Linked DNA regions of Homo sapiens: region 1 is linked to region 2. Evidence: chromatin loops called from intact Hi-C (ENCODE). Cell type or tissue: PC-3. All regions are shown on one strand. Links, peaks and the distances in the headings refer to the core of each region. The heading gives the core; the rest is flanking DNA. Region 1 overlaps OSBPL9 (oxysterol binding protein like 9). Region 2 overlaps OSBPL9 (oxysterol binding protein like 9).

Region 1 (9,631 bases), core at 607-8,606, 64 kb before region 2:
AAAACTGCTGGCACACGAGCACAAATCAAGGCAATGGCACCAATCAGAACTGGTAGTCACTAAATTCTTTACCACTACATGCTTGCAGGGAAAAATAAAACATTACTATTTCTTTTAAGAATGCCCTTGAAGAAAAGCAGTAAACATCATCAAATTTTGACCCTCGAGTAAATATTTAATACATAGTCTCTGTGACAAATGGGAAGCACATATAAAGTACTTCTGCTACACACTAAAGTATAACGGTTATCTCAAGGAAAAGCATTTGTGCAAATGTCTGAGTTGGGAACTAATGGGCACTTTGTTAACAGAATATCATTTTTACTACAAAGAACAAATGACAAACTAAATTATTCACTCTCGGGTGTTTGGCAAACATTTCCCCGAAAATGAATGAAGTGAGTTTGTCATTTCAGGAAAAATTGACAACATTTATTGCCAATTATAAAATTCAAGCTTGTAGGCAAACATTAGAATTTTGGAAAACATGTATTCACCAGCCACCACGACCTTGACAGATTCTGAAAACTTAAAGCCTTTTCTGATTAGTTTGGAGCAATATCAACAAATGTAATTTTTTTATGTCATAAAATGAAATGTGTCAATATTTGGAAGATCCATATAATTCAGTAAACCGATTTGATTTTCAAATAACCAACGCATGATGTTACAAACTCATACAAAGCATAAAAGATCTATTCAAAGTGCCACACAAACCAATGGATTTTAATGTAATAAAAATATTTTCATATAACGTCATTAATACAATTTCAGATTTCACATTGCAACTAAACTTTAAGTAACTATCACTTAAATTTTGGTGAGTATCAAAGAATATTCGCAGTTATCTAAAAAGGCTATTAAAATATTCCTCCCTTTTCTAACCACGTATCTGTTGAGGCTACATTTTCATATACTTCAATCCGAACAACTCATCATAATAGATTGAATGCATAAGCAGATATGAGAATCCAGCTGTCTTCTATTAAGTCAGACGTTAAAGAGAATTGCAAAAATCTAACATGATGCCATTCTTCTCACTATTTGTTTGGGAAAATTATTATTTTCTCATTAATGTTAGTATAATGGGTTTCTTGTGGCTATTTTTAAATAAATAAGTACATGTTTTCAAAATCCCTCAGTTTTAATTTCTAAACTGGCAAATTAATAAATATAACCCACATAAAGAAAAGCTGTTTAAAGTCCTTAAATAACATTAAAAAGTGTACAAGGATCCTCAGACCAAAAAGTCTGGGAACTGCTGGTATATAATACATGTGATATCTTACTTGATTGCTTCCTCCAACAGAATGTAAGCTCCTAGAAAGCAGAAGCTTGACAGCCTTATTCATGGCTGTATCTCTGGCATTTTCCAAAATGCCTTGCACATTTTAGTGTCTTGCTCATTATGTATCTGTGGGTAGTTACACTACGAATAGCAGCATGGATGCTGAATACAAATATTCCACTTAGATAATCAGATGGTTCAAAATGCAACTGACTATAGTTTGGAACAAGTTGGGACATGCTGAGTAGTCAGATGGTATATATATTTTTTAGAATTAAAATCAGCTCACATTAATTCAACCTAAGATGGTATTTTTTAAAAAGGTAAAAAGAGGTGAGGAGAGAGAATGACCAATTCACATGACTGAGATTAAAGTAATCTAAGCCTATGCTTTGATATCCACGAAGTCTGAGTCATTATTTAAATAAACTGCTATCATATTAAGAACAGAGGTGAGATCACATTAGAAAGATCTGTGTGCCTTACTACGCCTCCTATATGCTTCTGTCAAAGCATCTACAACACTATAATGCTCTAATTTGTTTACATTTTTTTCCCTTCCCTCGCTCAGCTATCCCTGAGGTTTGGGATAAAATCTGATCTATATTTTCTTCTTTTCTTTTCTCTCTCTCTCTCTTTTTTTTTTTTTAAAGACAGTCTTAAAAAAGATTCTGTTGCCCAGGCTGGAATGCAGTGATACTAACATGGCTCGCAGCAGCCTTGACCTCCTGGGCTCAAGCGACCCTCCTGCTTCAGCCTCCTAAGTGGCTGAGACCACAGCTAAGTGCCATGCCAGGCTAATTTTTTTTATTTTTTGTAGAAACAGGGTCTCGGTATGTTACCCAGGCTGGTCTTGACATCCTGGGCTCAACCTATCCTCCTACCTCTCAAAGTGTTGGAATTACAGGGGTGAGCCATCACACTCAGGCTGATCCATATTTTCTTAATTTTCAGAGCCTGACATTTTCTTAGCAACTAATTGGTAGTCATAATTATAGGACAAGTGATAATTTGTCACCTTTTCAGATGCTATCTTCTCAATGAACTCTTCTAAACAGCATAGACTAAAACCTGGCCCCCTAACCGAGCATTCTCAATTCCCATTATCCTGCACTATCTTTTTCTTTTCTCTATTGTACTTATCCCTTCTAACATATACAGTCATGGACTGCAATGACATTTAGTCAAAGACAGACTGCAGGCGGGGTGCAGTGGCTCACTCCTGTAATCCCATCACTTTGGGAGGGTAAGGTAGGAGGATTGCTAAGCCCAGGAGATCAAGGCTGCAGTGAGCCATGATCATGCCACTGTACTCCAGCCTGAGTGACATAGCAAGAACCTGGAAAAAAAAAAAAAAAGAAGAAAGAAAGGAAGGGAGGGAGGGAGGGCAAGGAAGGAAGGAAGGAAGGAGAGAGAGAAAGGAAAAGGAAGAAAAGGAGGGAGGGAGGGATTGCATATATGACAGTGGTCCTGTAAGATTGTAATTCCTATCACCTAGTGACATAGCCACCCTGATGCTGTCCTAACTTTGCAGGGCGTTTGTGGCAATGCTGGTGTAAACAAATCTACTGCTCTGCCAGTCATAAAAAAGTATGGCATGTACAGACATGTATGGTTATAATGCTTGATAATGATAATAAATGACAATGTGACTGGTTTATGTATTTACTATACTATACTTTTTAACATTATTTTACTTTATACTTATTTATTTCAGACGAGGTCTTACTCTGTTGCCCAGGTTAGAGTGCAGTGGCACAATCAGAGCTCACTGCAGCAGCCCTGACCTCCCAGGCTCAAGCGATTCTCTCACCTCAGCCTTCTTAGTAGCTGAGAATACAAGGTGCATGCTACCACGCCTGGCTAATATTTAAAAATTATTTGTAGACACAGGGTCTCGCTATGTTGCCCAGGCTGATCTCAAACTCGTGGACTCAAGCAATCCTCCTGCCTGGCCTCCCAAAGTGCTGGGATTGTAAGTGTGAGCCACTGCACTCAGCCTTTTTATCTTTATTTTAGAGTGTATGCCTTCTATTTATTTATTTTTTAAAGCTGTAAAACAGCCTCAGGCAGGTCCTTCAGGAGGTATTCCAGAAGAAGGTATTGTTATCATAGGAGATGATAGCTCTATGCCTGTTATTGCCCCTGAAAACCTTCCAGCGGGACAAGATGTGGAGGCAGAAGACAGTGATATTAAAGTTCCTGACCCTGTGTAGGCCTAGGATCATGTGTGTGTTTGTATCTTCATTTAAAAAAAAACAAACTTTAAAACATAAAAAAAAATCTTAAATAGAAAAAAGCTTAGAGAATAAGGATATAAAGAAAATATTTTTATAACTATACAATATGTTTGTGTTTTAAGCTAAGTATTATTACAAAAGAGACATGAAGTTAAAAAAATTAAAAAGCTTATCCAGTAAAAAAAGTTACAGCAAGCTAATGGCTGGGTGCGGTGGCTCAAGCCTGTAATCCCAGCACTTTGGGAGGCCGAGGCAGGTGGATCACAAGGTCAGGCGTTCGAGACCAGCCTTAGGTGTACATTAGGCTAGTGAAACCCCGTGTCTACTAAAAATACAAAAACTAGCCGGGCATGGTGGCGCTCGCCTGTAATCCCAGTTACTCAAGAGGCTGAGGCAGGAGAATCGCTTGAACCCAGGAGTCAGAGGTTGCAGTGAGCCGAGATCATGCCACCACACTCCAGCCTGGGCGACAGAGTGAGACTCCATCTCAAAAAAAAAAAAAAAAAAAAAAAAGTTACAGCAAGCTAAGGTTAGTTTATTATTGAAGAAAGAAAAAATTTTTAAATAAATCTAGTGTAACCTAAGTGTACAGTGTTTATAAAATCTACAGTGGTACACAGTAATGTCCAAGGCCTTCACATTCACTCACCACTCACTTACTGACTCACCCAGAGCAACTTCCAATCCTGCAAGCTCCGTTCATGGTAAGTGCCCTATACAGGCATACCATTTTTTATCTTTTATGCTATATTTTTACTGTATCTTTTCTATGTTTAAATACACAGATACTTATCATTGTGTTACAACTATCTACAGTATTTACTTCAGTAATACTCTACAGGCTTGTAGCCTAGGAACAATAGGCTATCTCATGTAGCTTAGGTGTACATTAGGCTATCCCATCTAGGTTTGTGTAAGTACACACTGTGATGTTGGCACAATGATGAAACTGTCTAATGACGCATTTCCCAGAACCGATCACCATCATTAAGCAACACATGATTGTATACTTATTCATGTTTATTTCTCCCTCCTGCTTCTGAAATATAAGCTCTACAAAGGCAGGGATCTTTATCTGTTTTATATATTGATGTATCCCAAGCCCCTAGAATAATGCCACCCATATAGGTGCTCAATAAATATTTGCTGAATGAGGAATGATGATCCACTAATTTATTATTCAGTGCAGGGTTCCATTATTATATTTAGAGACTAAAATTAGATTTCCTAAGAAATCTTTATTTTTGCTTAATGATCCTTTTAAAGCTGCCACAATTGGATCTTTCAACAATTTATGAATAGTTTTAGCTGAAGTCTCCAAAACTGTCAGATAAAATGCAGGCAAATATTTACACAAGTGTTCCTCCCCCACAACTTCCACTTCGACAATATGAGGCAATGCTGTGAGTCTCTGGAACAAAGTCAGCACTGTAGTGGGCAACCAGGTATCAGTGATTCACTCAAAGCAGACAATGAAAACCAAATGTAGATTAATGGGTTCTTTTCAGTTCATTCTAAAATCACATGCTTCTTAGTTAAATTATTACTAGTCAATGGAAAGCCTCACCAAATTTATCTGTAAATATATCCTAAAAAATGTAGCTCCTACAGTAAATATTTCCTATTTTAACTCTAGGCTTCAGAGAAGGCCTAATCTTAGGTCATTATTTCTTAATTTTGAAATCTAGAAAAATCAGGATTTGAGTTTTTAATCTTTAAGATACATTAATATAATACCGAAAGGACTACAAAAATGTTAGAAATAGGATGGTTTTAGAGAATTCACTCAAATGTCAATAAGGAGGTTGCTTTGGCAGAAAAGAATCCAGAAAAAGGGAGAACAGGAAGCTTAAAAAGCTATAGAAAGAATGAACCTGGGTCATGTCATTGACAGGAGATAAAGAAAAGATGGAATCCAATGGACATGGTAACTCATCAGATACAGAGAGGAATGTAGGGAATGTAGACTTAGGGAAACAGAAGGCTTCAAATTTGGCTAATTGGGTAAATGAAGTGCTGTTTTATAACATAGAGAAAACAGGAAGAAAATCAGATTAGGAGGTGGTAGGTTACCAAAATTTTATTTGGGGCTGGAAGAGTCTCAGACTCAACTAATCCTGAAATTTGGTAAACTTGACCTCTGCAAGAATCTTATTAAAAGAGGTTTTATTGAATATTAACCTTCCTTCTCCAGGGAAAGCCAAAATGTAAAATATATCTTTAACATATTCTGGGGAAGAAAAGAGAAAGAAGAATGACAGGAGGTAATTAGAAGAAGCTAAAGCTAAATCTCAATTCATGAGGGAAAATATAGAACTTCAAAAATACCTGCCCATTGATTACCAAGGCTAAGAGTTTCAGAAAGGAAGAATATTACACATCATTCAACTTTTGAGTAAGTCAATGAAAGGAAAGAAAGAAAAAAAAATGCCTGTTAGAAAATTCAGGAAAGAAACTAAAGCAAGGCCAAAAATATAAATCTATAGGAAAAAAGAATTTGCTACTGAATTCTTTTGTTGGCTTCCAAGGCAAGCAAAGCCAAAACAGATGTGGCCTAACAGAGTAACAGAACCACATTATAAGAAATTACCATGACTGATTTATGTTACTATAAATAAAATGTTTAGAGAATTTTCTGAAAACAGATGTTATTCCTTACACATTGCAGGTAAGGAAGCCCTTTAGACTTAAAAAGAATATGCAAATATTTCTTCAGGGTATAAGGTAGAGTGAAGGTATTTCTGCATTATAATCTTATAATATTCCTGGTAAACAACCTTTCTGAAGGCTTCACTCTTTGCCCTCAGTAGCTTTCCAAGGACTTCTGCTCAGGGCAAAGAACTAGCAGTAAGCTACTTCCTCCCTTCTCTATATTTAGCATAAGCTGTTAATATAATATCTTCACCTTTCTTTCAGAGAGCATATAGTCCTAGACCAAGGCTGCAATATAAACTCAGACATAATCCAAGTACACTCCACAAGCTTTAACTCCATCTCATAAAACACAATCTATATATAGTAAAATGTCACTGATTCAGCCCTCCCTACATTTAGGACTTACAATGATTTATACCAAATCACTATGCTTAAATCAAATTCATTAAGTACAAAATGTAAAAACTTTTTTAAAATTCTTTTAAAAAATTTTTTTAGTTTATTTTTATTTTTTAGAGACAGGATCTTGCTCTGTTGCCCAGGCTGGTGTGCACTGACACAATCATAGCTCACAGCAGCCTCGAACTCCTAGATTCAAGTGATCCTCCCACCTCAGCCTCCCAAGTAGCTAGGATTATAGATGCATAACACCATGCCCTGGTAATTTCAAAAGGATCTCGCCTCTTTGCTTAGGCTGGTCTTGAACTCCTGGGCTTGAGCAATCCTCCTGACTCAAACTCCCATAGTATTGAGATTACAGGCATAGGCTACCATGCCTGGCCCAAGAAATTCTTGATGACATGCCAAAAAATATATATTAGACAACAATGTTAAACTTAGTTCTAGTTTCTATATATAAAGCTAGAAAAGGTATTTCTTTTCAGATAGGCTATGGCTCAGATTCACTTCTCTCTACCATGAACCAACCTGTCCACATTGCTAAAATTCAACTGCACATTGCATTTATGGCATTACCCTGATTTATCTCATTAGTTGAAAATGTAAATTCCTCAAAAGTTTTGTAAGCTACCTAAAAACTCCCACAGAGAGAACATGGTCAAGCGTCAATTTTTATACTTCGAATAGTCATGTTCCATTCATAGTCCATCCATTGACAATCAGGATGTACCCTGTGTAAGTAAAAGCAACCACCGTTACTGCCTTGGTTCAAACCTTCACCATCTCTCACCAGAGCCTCTGCAGTAAGCTCCACACTAGGCTCCTTGTCTCCAATCTCACTTCTCTTCACTCTGGTTCCTAGTGTTCCCTCTGAGCCACAAATGTGACGAGGAGGCTTCCCTGACTAAAATTGCCCTTTCCTAATTTACAGAAAAGGTGTTTTAACCTATCATTCTGGTGTATGAGATCTTTGATGATCTATCTAGTTCCAGCTCAACTCAAGCCTCCTTCTCCTCACCTCCCGTGTATTCTAAAATATAGGACACTTCTTACATTTCTCAAACAGGTCATCCTTTTCCACACTTCCAAGCTTGTGCATACACGGTTCCCTTTGCTTAGAATGTGCTGCCCCTTTCTCTGCAGGTTGCTAAGTGATCCTTCTTTCCACTTCCAGCCTTGCCAATCTCCACCTCTATTTCATCCTTCAAAACCCACATCAAACATTATCTCTTCTGTGAAGCTTTTCCTTGCCTCTACTAGTTTTCTCTTCAACATTTCCATAGGTCTCTATGGCACTTATGTTGTACTGTAATTATTTGTTCCAAATTACATACTATGCATAAGTTATTTTGCATCCTGTGCTTAAGTTTCCTTATAGTTATCTTTTGGGTTGTTAAAAGAATTAAATGAGAAGATGTACTTAAGCCTTTGGTACAGTTCCTGCTGTACCAGCTGCTATGCTCATCAGTCATTCCTCCTATCAAACTGAGACCCCCTGAATAGCACTCCATCAGTTCTGTATCCCTTGTGCCATCCTCAGTGTGTGGGATTTTCAATTTTGGGTTATCACTAAGCCAAACCCTAGACTAGAAAAAGGAGAAATGGGGAATCCCAGAAACAGCAGCAGCATTATCACAAGTAAATTCATACAGAGTAACAGCAGCAGCTAAGGTGTTTCGAGCCCTGCTATTTGCCAGGCACCATGTTGAGTATTTATATGCATTTCTCTAATCTCACAACACTTATAGAGTCAGCATTGGCATCCTTATTTTACTGGTAACCTCATGCTCTACATTCAGTCTTCTTTGGAAAGCAGGACTTCTGCAAAGAAGGAGTAAATATGAGAAAACATATTGGTTTGTTTCCTTCAACAATCTGGGAATACTCCCTCAGTTGACACAGTAAGAGAACTGTGTGTTAGAACAGGATTAAAATTAAATTGGGTACAGGTTAATGTTTGACTCCCTGACCCTTAAATCCATACGGGGAGCATCCCTAGGCCTTTCTCTGGCCAGGTTTCCAAACCTCCCACACACCTGGTAACAGACTTGATCATCTTATGCCTCATGCCATGACTCAAGCCCATCTTTTCCAACCAATGCCCCAGTTCCTTTGCCTCAGCTGGGTCCCTGCCCAGTGACAAGCATCAACATGGATATACACTAAGCACAGGAGAAACGTGACAACCAAAACCACCTGACAGCATGAAAACATTGCTAATACAGTCAGTGTAGGAAGGATGCTATGCTGTTTAGGAGAGAGAACAGCAGTGAAGCTAGAGCTGCAAAGAGGTTAAGCCATGGTAAAAGAGACAGACATGAGTATAGCCAAGAGTAACAAGGAAGGAAAGGCATGAACAAGCAGCACCATGTGATGAAAAGAGCATAGGTTTGAATCCAGGCTCTGCCACTTCCTACATGTGTGACATGGAATAAAAACTTACACAAGCCTCAGTTTCCTTATCTATAAAATGAGAATAAAAATACCTACTTTTTAAGTATGTGTGAGGTACCTAGGAGAATTATACTCCCTGCACGTTAACTGAACCCGAAGTAAGCATTTGCATCCTCTGCACCCCATTTTTATGCACCAGAGGCTCACTTCTATATCATAATAATCTTCTCCAGAAAAAATTTACAATCATCCCCTCCAAGAAAAATTCCCACTGACACCCATCTCCACTTGATTTAAATCATCCATATTCAAGGACCAGTTCAATTTTCTTTTATTTGATCCCCTGATTCCTCCCACTGGGCAGTTACCTAAAGCAGAGGTCCCCTGGCAAAGATAGAGACTTTCTTATATTTATTTGAACTCGATTTCTTTTTTCCTGGGTATTCAAACTCTCTTATGGTCCCAAATTTAATATTAAGAAAATCTAATGATAAAATTTAACTTTAATCTATACGCTGTATCAGTGTTACATGTGGAATACATTAATGAAAGCACCATGATCCTAAGAATGAATGCCTTGTAGAGGTCTTTTGTAAGAGGTTAATGGAGGAGGTTCAAAAGACAAAGATAATCATAGTAGGGGCCGGGTGCAGTG
Region 2 (9,631 bases), core at 1,148-9,147:
ATTACCTTATATATTTACTATACTGTATTTTATTGTTATTTTAGAGTATATGCCTTCTATTTATATATACGTGTATATATAGATATATTTAAAAGTTAACTGTAAAACAGCCTCAGGTAGGTCCTTCAGTAGGGATTCCAGAAGAAAGCATTGTTATCATAGGAGATGACAGCTCCATGTGAGTTATTGCCCTAAAGACCTTCCAGTGGGACAAGATGTACAGGTGGAAGACAGTGATACTGATGATACTGAGCCTATGTAGACCTCTGCTAATGTTTTTGTATCTTACTTTTTGAAGCCACCTTTGCAAAAATTCTATCAGTGAGAAAATTATGGCAGTTGGGGAGACCTGATCTAGCCAATGCCCCCTTGCCTTTAGCTTTCAAGCTGCAATTATTTCTAGGCTTAAGCCAAGCTAACTTTGGGAGACATTTATAGTTTAAATGATAATAATCCTTCCCCAAAACTCAACTGCCTTTGTAAATCTAATGAGAGAGACCACCAGGCTAGGAGATTAGAGGAGCCTGAATCCTGCTAAGGCATAGACATAAATGATTGTCAGCCATTATTCTGGACGTCACAATTACTTCTGCAGATAACATCACTATTGAAGAACCTAAGGTTGGTCTTTTTTTTTTCTTTTTGAGACAGGGTCTTGCTCTGTTGCCTAGGCTGGAATGCAGTGGCATGATCATAGCTCACTGTACCCTCGACCTGTTGGGCTCAAGCGATCTTCCTGCCTCAGCCTCCAAGTAGCTGGGGCCACAGGTACACTCCACCATGCTTGGCTAATTTTTTTAGTTTTTTGTAGAGATGGGGTCTCACTATGTTGCCCAGGATGGTCTCAAACTCCTGGGCTCAATGATCCTCCTGCTGCTACTTCCCAAAGCGCTGAGATTACAGGCATGCACCACCATGCCCAGCCAGATTGGCCTTTTTGAGATATCTTTTCAAGTTTTTTGCATGTCTGACAACTGATGGCTCCCACATGGACATGCCAGCTGCTCCTGTGGCCTCACCTAGAAGCAACTCAGCACAAGAGGACAGCTCCAACCCAACCAATCAGCACTCCCCATACTGTAGGCCCCAGCACACCAAACTATCTTTGAAAAATCCCTAACCTCAGAGTGAGGCCAGCCTCGTGTCAAACTTTCTTTACTGTAATGCCATGGTCTCCACAAACTGATTTTCTTTGCGCAGTGGGCAGAAAGAACCCATTGGGCAGTTGTATTTTTAACAAGAAAAAGCTTAAAATAAAAAACATAAAATAAGAAAACTTATAAATAGAAAAGAGCTTATAGAATAAGCATATAAAGAAAGAAAATACTTTTGTACAGCTGTACAATGTGCTTGTGTTTTAAACCCAAGTGTCAATACGAAGGAGTCAAAAAGTTAAAACAAAAATTAAAGGTGTTTTAAAAAAATTAAAAGTTTATCAAGTAAAGCACTACAGTAAGCTAAGGTTAATTTATTGAAGAAAGAAATTTTTTTTGTAAGTTTAGCGTTACCTAAATGTACAGTGTTTATAAAGTCTATGGTAGTGTATGGTAATGTCCCCGGCCTTCACATTCACTCACCACTCACTCTTTGACTCATCAGAACAACTTCCAGTCCTGCAAGCTTCATTCATGGTAAGTGCCCTATACAGGTGTACCATTTTTTATCTTTTATACCTATTTTTATTGTATCTTTTCTATGCTTAGATACATTTAGATACACAAATATTTACCATTATATTACAATTGCCTACAGTATTCAGTACAGTAATGTTGTAGTGCAGAAAACGACTAACCCAGAAAATATGGCACTTGGGCATGGTGCTTTTGAAAATTGAAAGGCCTTAGAAATAAAACTTAGGATCAAGGTCCCTCTAACCTTGTCTTGTTTCTCCCTGACCCAGCGCCGGGAGAGACTCTCTGGCATTTCCTTATCTGACCAAAAAAGCATCTTACCAAAAAAACCACAATTGTCTTCTATCCCCTTTCTGAAATCTCATTATCTATCACAGAAAAGAAGACTGAGAAATGCAACTACACCTGGATGGACTTTTCTGTCTCCTTGATTCATTCATTCCCCCCAGTAATCATTTAGTACCCTTTAAAAGAATTGTCTACACTCCCCATCTCCTCCGTCCCCTGTGAAAAAGGGTATATAAATTACTGTACTCCATTAGGGGGTTGGGGTAATCACTCCATAACTCCCCCTCCCCCATGCACATTAATAATTTTTTTTTTTTGAGATGGAATATGGCTCTGTCGCCCAGGCTGGAGTGCAGTGGCACAGTCTTGACTCACTGCAATCTCCAACTCCCAGTTTCAAGCAATTCTCCTGCCTCAGCCTCCCAAGTAGCTGGGACTACAGGCGCACACCACCACACCCAGCTAATTTTTGTATTTTTAGTAGAGACAGGGTTTCACCACGTTGGCCAGGCTGGTCTCAAACTCCTGATCTCAGGTGATCCACCCACCTCAGCCTCTCAAAGCACTGGGATTACAGGCATGAGCCACTGCACCGAGCCACATTAGTGAATTTGTATGCCTTTTCTCCTATGAATCTGCCTTTTGTCAGTTGCATTTCAGCGAACCTCCAAAGGCCAAGAAGTTTTCCCTTTGGCCTGCCCATACAGTTTCACACTGTACAGGGTGGCAGCCTACCACATGGACTAGGTATGTAGTAAACTATATGATCTAAGTTTGTGTAAGCCCACTTTATGACATCCACACAATGATAAAATCACCTAACAAATTTCTCAGAAGATATCTCCCCACACTCCTGCCCCATTGTTAAGCGACCCATGACTATATTTACTGAAAAGCCACTAAGTGCCAGGCACTGCTCTAGATGCTGGAGATAAAATGATGAAGATAAATAAAGTCTCTGTTCTAATGGAACTTACATTCTATTCATACAAGACAGAAACAGACAATAAGCAAGAGAAACAAAATAAAGCAATAACAATATATGCCATGAAAAATCAAACGAGATGATTATGATAGCAACTGAGGGTGAGAGGCCTACTTTAGATGGTTTGTTATAGAAAGGCTTCTCTGAGCAGTGACATATGAATGAAAACCTGTATAAGAAGTAATCAACCATGCTAGACCTGTCCAAGACAGAAAACATTCAGAGGCCCTGAGGCAAGAACAAGTTTGAAGAACTTCAAAGGAACAGAAGAAAAGCTCAAGTGAATAGAGAGTGTTAAGCTAAGGCCGGGCATGGTAGCTCAGGCCTGTAATCCCAGCACTTTGGGAGGCCGAGGAGGGTGGATCACTTGAGGTCAGGAGACCAGCCTGGCCAACATGGTGAAACCACGTCTGTACTAAAAATACAAAAATTAGCTGGACATGGTGGCACGCACCTGTAATCCCAGCTACCCAGGAGCCTGAGGCAGGAGAATTGCTGGAACCCAGCAGGCAGAGGCTGCAGTGGGCCGAGATCACGCCACTGCACTCCAGCCTGGGCAACAGAGCAAGGCTCCATCTCAAAAAAAAAAAAAAAAAGAAAAAAAGAAAGATAAATTGAAGCAGATCACAAAGTCATAGTAAAGTCATAATAAAAAATTTAGATATTTTTCTTTTTCTCTTTTCTTTTTTATTTTTTTGAGATGGAGTCTTGCTCTGTCGCCCAGGCTGGGGTGCAGTGGCGCAATCTCAGCTCCCTGCAACCTTCACCTCCCGGGTTCAAGCAATTCTCCCACCTCAGCCTCCCAACGTATTGAAATTACAGGCACGAGCCACTGCACCAGGCCAGCGTAGGAATTTTAACTTCCCAAAGCCAGATGACTGAGATCTTATTAAATAAAGATGAAGAAAAAATGTTATCTTTTGTTCATTTGCCTCTTGAAGAAATACAATACAAAATGGTACAATAACTTACACAGAAAAATCTTAAAATGCTTTTAGGTTGTAGAATATCATGTATAAAATGATTCCATTTATATAAAGTACACAGATGTGTATTTGTGCATAAAGAGTTGTTAGGAAAGCTATTCTCCAAAACACAGATAAGTAGGATTTCAGGTGTGACTTTTCTTCCTTCTACTGTATAGACCTTTCACTATAGTTTGACTCTTCTTTTAAAAATTTAGAGTAATACTGCAATAGTCCTTTCCAAAAAAAAAAAAAAATTGAGAGTAGGCCTTCATTAGTACAGTGGTAGAAAAATAATTAAGAGTACAATGTCATCTCTTCAAGAACAGTAAAACAATTTTTAAAGCTGTAAAAGAGTAACCAGTGTCATCAAATGCTATGGAGACAGTGCTAAGATTAAGAGCGAAAAAAGCACCCATTGGGTTTAGCAACAAAGCTATCACTGGGGACCTCTGCTGGAATTTTCAGTGAAATGTGGAGGTAAAAAAGAGTGCTGTCGAGTAAATGCAAGATGGACTAACAGAGACAGGCATTTCAATACACAAATGTATATTGAGGAAGACAGGTTAGGATGATATTTTCAAAAAAAAAACAGAATTAGGAGAGACATTTTTCAAAGTAGGAGAGATGAACATGTTAATACATTAATGAAAAAGTCAGTCCATCCTAAAATTCATATGTAAATTCAAAGGATCCAGAATAGCCAAAACTATCTTGAAAAAGAACAAAGAAAGTTAGAAGATTTACATTTCCCAATTTCAGAACTTACTACAAAGCTACAGTAATTGAGACAGTATAGTACAGGCGTAAGTACAGACAAATAAGTCAATGGAATAGAACTGACAGTCTAAATACAAATCTTCACATTTATGGTTAGTTAACTGCCAACAAGAATGCCAAAACAATTCAATGGAGAAAGAAGTCTTTCCAACAGATGATGCTCGGACAACTGGATATCCACATGCAAAAGAATAAAGGTGGACCCTTACCTCATTCCATATTAAAAAAAAAAACTAGCCAGGTGCAGTGGCTCACACATATAATCCCAGTACTTTGGGAGGCTGAGACAGAAGGATCATTTCAGCCCAGGAGCTGGAGAACAGTGTGAGCAACATGGCAAGACCCCATCCTCTACAAATAAAAAAAGTAGCCCACATGGTGGCACAAGCCTGTAGTCCCAGCTACTCAGGAGGCTGAGGTGGTAGGATCACTTGGCCTGGGAGTTTGAGGCTGCTATAAGCTATGATTGTGCCACTGCACTCCAGGATGGACAACAGAGAAAGACCTTGTCTCAAAATAAACAAACAAAAAAACCATGACCAACAACAAAAATGGATCAGACCTACCCATTATAGCTAAAATAAACAACTCTTAGAAGTAAACATAGATATGAAACTTTGTGACTTTAGATTAAGCAATGATTTCTCAGATACGACACCAAAAGCATAAGCAGCAGCAGAAGAACAAATAAACTGGACATCATCAAAATTAAAGATGGCCAGGTGTCATGGCTCACACTTGTAATCCCAGCACTTTGGAAGGCCAAAGCGGGAGTATCACTTGAGTCCAGGAGTTCAAGACTAGCCTGGGCAACACAGTGGGACCCTAACTCTACCAAAAAAAAAAAGCAAAACAAAAATTAGCTCGTGTGGTGGCACATGCCTGCAATCCCAACTACTCAGAAGACTGAGGCAGGAGGATTGCTTAAGCCTGGGAGGTCGAGGCTGCAGTGAGCTGTGATAGCACACTGTACTCCAGCCTGGGTGACAGAGTGAGATCTGGTTGTAAGGGGGAAAAAAAAGAATAAAAAGCAACAGGCTATCTAAAAATGTCTGTATAAAATGATTACAACTGTTTGTTATACTGCATAATAATAATAATAATATTCTTAAATAAGAAAAATCTGTAGTGAGGAAGAAGTTAAATAGAGAGAGGAGAGAAAGCAGATAGAGGAGAAAATCTATAGACTGAGATCCCCGAAAAGTTTGTGAGCAAATGGAATCCAGAACACAGGATTACCTCTTCTATGATAGGGAAAGGTAAAAGCAAGTATAAAGAGGAAAATAGATATATCAAAATAGGTGGGAGAACAAGGAGTTGAGAGTGTTCCCACCAAATGGACTATTGTCTCTGGTAAGCATGGCATCTCCTATGAGTGATGGAGGAAAGAAGAGGATTGAGAGACAAAAGATAGCTGCCAGAACGACAGATCACATTTTTATCCAGTGTATTTTCACCCAGCTGTGCCATAACAATACTAAGATAAAATACAAGAAATAAGTAGACAATCTTATCATGGGGCCTCAATGGAACAAAACTCCAAGAAATAGACAATCAACTTTTACAATAATTTTAACATTGTCATGTGAATAGAAAAAAATTAATTATGAATACCTGGAAATACTTTCCTTGAATATAATTCCATTTATATCATCCCATGTAACATGTAAACTTAACTTCTGCAAGTAAATTCCATTTTTAAAATAATCCTGGGCTGAATGCAGTGGCTCACAATTATAATCACAGCACTTTGGGAGGCCGAGGAGGGTGGATTGCTTAAGCTCAGGAGTTTGAGACCAGCCTGGCCAACATGGTGAAACCCCATCTCTACCAAAAATACAAAAAGTTAGCCAGTGTGGTGGCGCATGCCTATGGTCCCAGCTACTCAGGAGGCTGAGGTGAGGTGGGAGGATTTTGAGTCTTGGTGCTGGACGTTGCGGTGAGCCAAAATCATGCCACTGCACTCCAGCCTGGATGACAGAGCAGTACCCCATTAAAAAAAAAAAAAGAAGAAGAAGATAATCCTTTACAATTAAATAAATGAGAAGGAAACAATTGATTGGGGTGGCCATTTCTTTGTCTGTATTTCTCTATAAACAGTAAAAGAAATTCAATCCTTAATCTAAATCACTTGTACACTGTTCTAGTTTTGATCGGGATTACCTATTTGAAAATCTAATCCTTCCAACTGGCATGGTCTAGATTAGTTTAAAATAAATTAAATTACATTTTAAAAAAAGAAAATCTAATCATACAATTGCCACTTTTGGAGTGGCATATTTAAGAACAACTCTACATCTTTCTACAAATTATCACCATCAAGAAAACTGCTTGCAACAGAAGCAAGAATTGACTGCTTGTCTGCTACAACACAGGAAGCAAAGATGGCACACAGTTCCACAGGCTCTGGATGACTAAACAAAAAACCTCTGTTGTTAATATAAACCCAATCAGGTTTTACATAAACTGTGGAAACATACATATTTGCTATTAGTATATTCTGTAAAACTTACAAGGCTGTGTAAACAAGAATTCCAAACAGCCTTCTGCCTCACTCACCTATAATTCGAATTAGAAGGGCCATTCATATTCTATTCACAAGGAGAATAATATGCCTCATTGTCAGGCTTGAAGATTATTATGATGTTCAGTACTGCCATCATGGAGTTTACAAGCTTGCTGTACAGATAAAGAATGTACTAGAGATACATTTAGTTAATTGTAGCAGATGTAAGATGATTAATGCCCAAAAGAAGTATATGAGCTAGGCTCAGGAGTTTTAGAAAAGGGAAAAATCAAGACTGTCTAAAGTATTCAAGGAAAGTAAAAGATAAAAAATTTCCAAATAATTCTTCCCACTGATACTACTCACTATCTTAGAGAGTTTCTTTATGTCTTTTCAGGGTGTTTGGATTTATTTTTATTTTTATTTATTTATTTATTTATTTTTTGAGACAGAGTCTCACTCTGTCACCCAGGCTAGAGTGCAGTGGCGTGATCTCAGCTCACGGGTTTTGCCTTCCGGGTTCAAGCGATTCTCCTGCCTCAGCCTCCCAAGTAGCTGGGATTACAGAGGTGTACCACCATGCCCGGCTAATTTTTGTATTTTTAGTACAGACGGGGTTTTACCATGTTGGTCAGGCTTGTCTTGAACTCCTGACCTCAAGTGACCCACCTGCCTCGACTCCCAAAGTGCTGGGGGATTACAGGCATGAGCCACTGCACCCAGCCCATTTAGATTTAGATACAATTTTTCTTTTGTTCCTTTTATAATTCTAAAGCTACTCTATTAGATTTGGACTACTAAAATGTACCATATAGCCAGGCAAGGTGGCTCACACCTGTAATCTCAGCACTTTGGGAGGCTGAGGCAGGTGGATGATCTGAGGTCAGGAGTTCAAGATCAGCCTGGTCAACATGGTGAAACCTCGTCTCTACTAAAAATACAAAAATTAGCCAGGCCTGGTGGTGGGTGCCTTAATCCCAGCTACTCGGGTGGCTGAGACAGGAGAATTGCTTCTACCCAGGAGGTGGAGGTGGTAGTGAGTGGAGATCGTGCCACTGCACTCCAACCTGGGTGACAGAGCGAGACTCCGACAAAAAAAAAAAAGTACCATATATAAGCTCAATAAAAATCATATTTGATATATTCAAGAATGGTTTACTTAGAAAAGAATAAATTTGCTTTTAAATGTTTGATGGGAGTGGTGCTGATACCTTTCCAGGAGAATCTGAGACTACTTTTACATGTTTGCAAGAGAAATATATACATTTAAGCTATTCAAAAATCTAAAATCTAATAATTAGATGGTAGATTTTTTTATCATCTACTAAACATTGCTAAAGACTGCCAAATAACACTTAAATGTGTTTTGACTAGCAGTGGTTTTAAAATGCAAAGTCATTACAAGTCTCTTCCAGACAGTGTGTAACAGCAAAGAACATATGATTTCTCTAACGACTCCTTTTACAAGGAATATCTTGAGTAGCCCAGGTAACTTACTAATTCAGTTTCTAACCCTCTCTCCAAAAGCAATACAAATCAAGAAAGAGGGTTAAACATTTGTGGGTAATGACTAAACAAATCATATTTAGCTATTCCTTAGCTATTCCTTTTTCCAGTTCCCACTGTCATTGTCCTAAATCTTTACTATACTCCTTGCGTCCTGACTGTATCCTCATTTTTAACATTGACCTTGCTTCCCATCCCTACACCATTTAAGCATATTCCTATTTTAGAAACTGTTCCCCTCCATTCCACATTCCATGTCCTCTTTGCCCTTTCTACAATGAAACATCTTGAATAACCTCCATTCGCTTCATATATTTCCTGCCTCCTCTTTACTCTTCAAGCCACTCCAACCTGCATTCCATACCTACCACTCCATGGAAACTGCTCTGCCTAAGAACATCAATGATGTTCATCAATCCAATGGATATGCTTTAGATCTCATCTATTTAATCCTTTCAGCAGTATTCAAGCCAATTTACTACTTCCACCTTGCCATCCATGACTGCCACATTCTTCTAGTTTTTCTCTTACATCTCTGGCATCCCTTTTCACTCTCCTGTGCAAGCTTTTTTCCTCTGCCAATCCCTTAAATTGTGATTGTGGTGGTTTAAAATTTGTCCACAAATTCTTTTCAAAAGATAAAGCCTAATTTCCCTCCTCATGTCTGAAATTCCCATCCCCAGGAGCATGAGTGGAATTTAATGGCTTGTCTCTAATGAACAGAATAAGGCAGAAGTGGTGGTCTCTGACTAGGTCATAAAAGGGATTGAGGCTTCCTCTTTGCTCTCACTTGGATCACAGCCAGCTGCTCTGTCATGATGACACTTAAGCAGCTCAATGGAGAGGCTACCTGGTGAGGAATGAGGCCACCTTCCAACAGCCAGCAAGGAACTGCCACTTTCTGACAACAGCCATGTGAGTCATCGTGGAAGCTGATCTTCCTGCTCCAGTCAAGCCTTTCAGATGACTG

The links. A loop is a pair of places that touch in the nucleus more often than their neighbours do. Peaks named below come from ENCODE experiments on the same cell type or tissue, not always from the same donor. Only the 100,000 strongest peaks of a DNase experiment are listed, where the experiment ranks them.
Region 1: a loop joins it to region 2, with 3 times the contacts of the local background. A loop is called at or near these places in 6 of 110 quality-filtered maps.

The regions. Positions count from the first base shown.
Region 1 is chr1:51,685,684-51,695,314 of GRCh38, reverse strand. The region is part of intron 3 of OSBPL9 (oxysterol binding protein like 9); the gene reads right to left. Among named protein-coding and RNA genes, the nearest start is that of OSBPL9, 73 kb to the right of the region's middle. In PC-3, for the core only: no CTCF peak of the experiment used is centred there; DNase peaks (open chromatin) are centred at 4,214, 4,474 and 4,944; H3K4me3 peaks cover 829 bases; H3K27ac peaks cover 3,324 bases.
Region 2 is chr1:51,622,554-51,632,184 of GRCh38, reverse strand. The region is part of intron 1 of OSBPL9 (oxysterol binding protein like 9); the gene reads right to left. Among named protein-coding and RNA genes, the nearest start is that of OSBPL9, 10 kb to the right of the region's middle. RefSeq lists enhancers at 9,552-9,631, 8,835-9,631. In PC-3, for the core only: a CTCF peak has its summit at 4,315; no DNase peak of the experiment used is centred there; H3K4me3 peaks cover 599 bases; H3K27ac peaks cover 3,375 bases.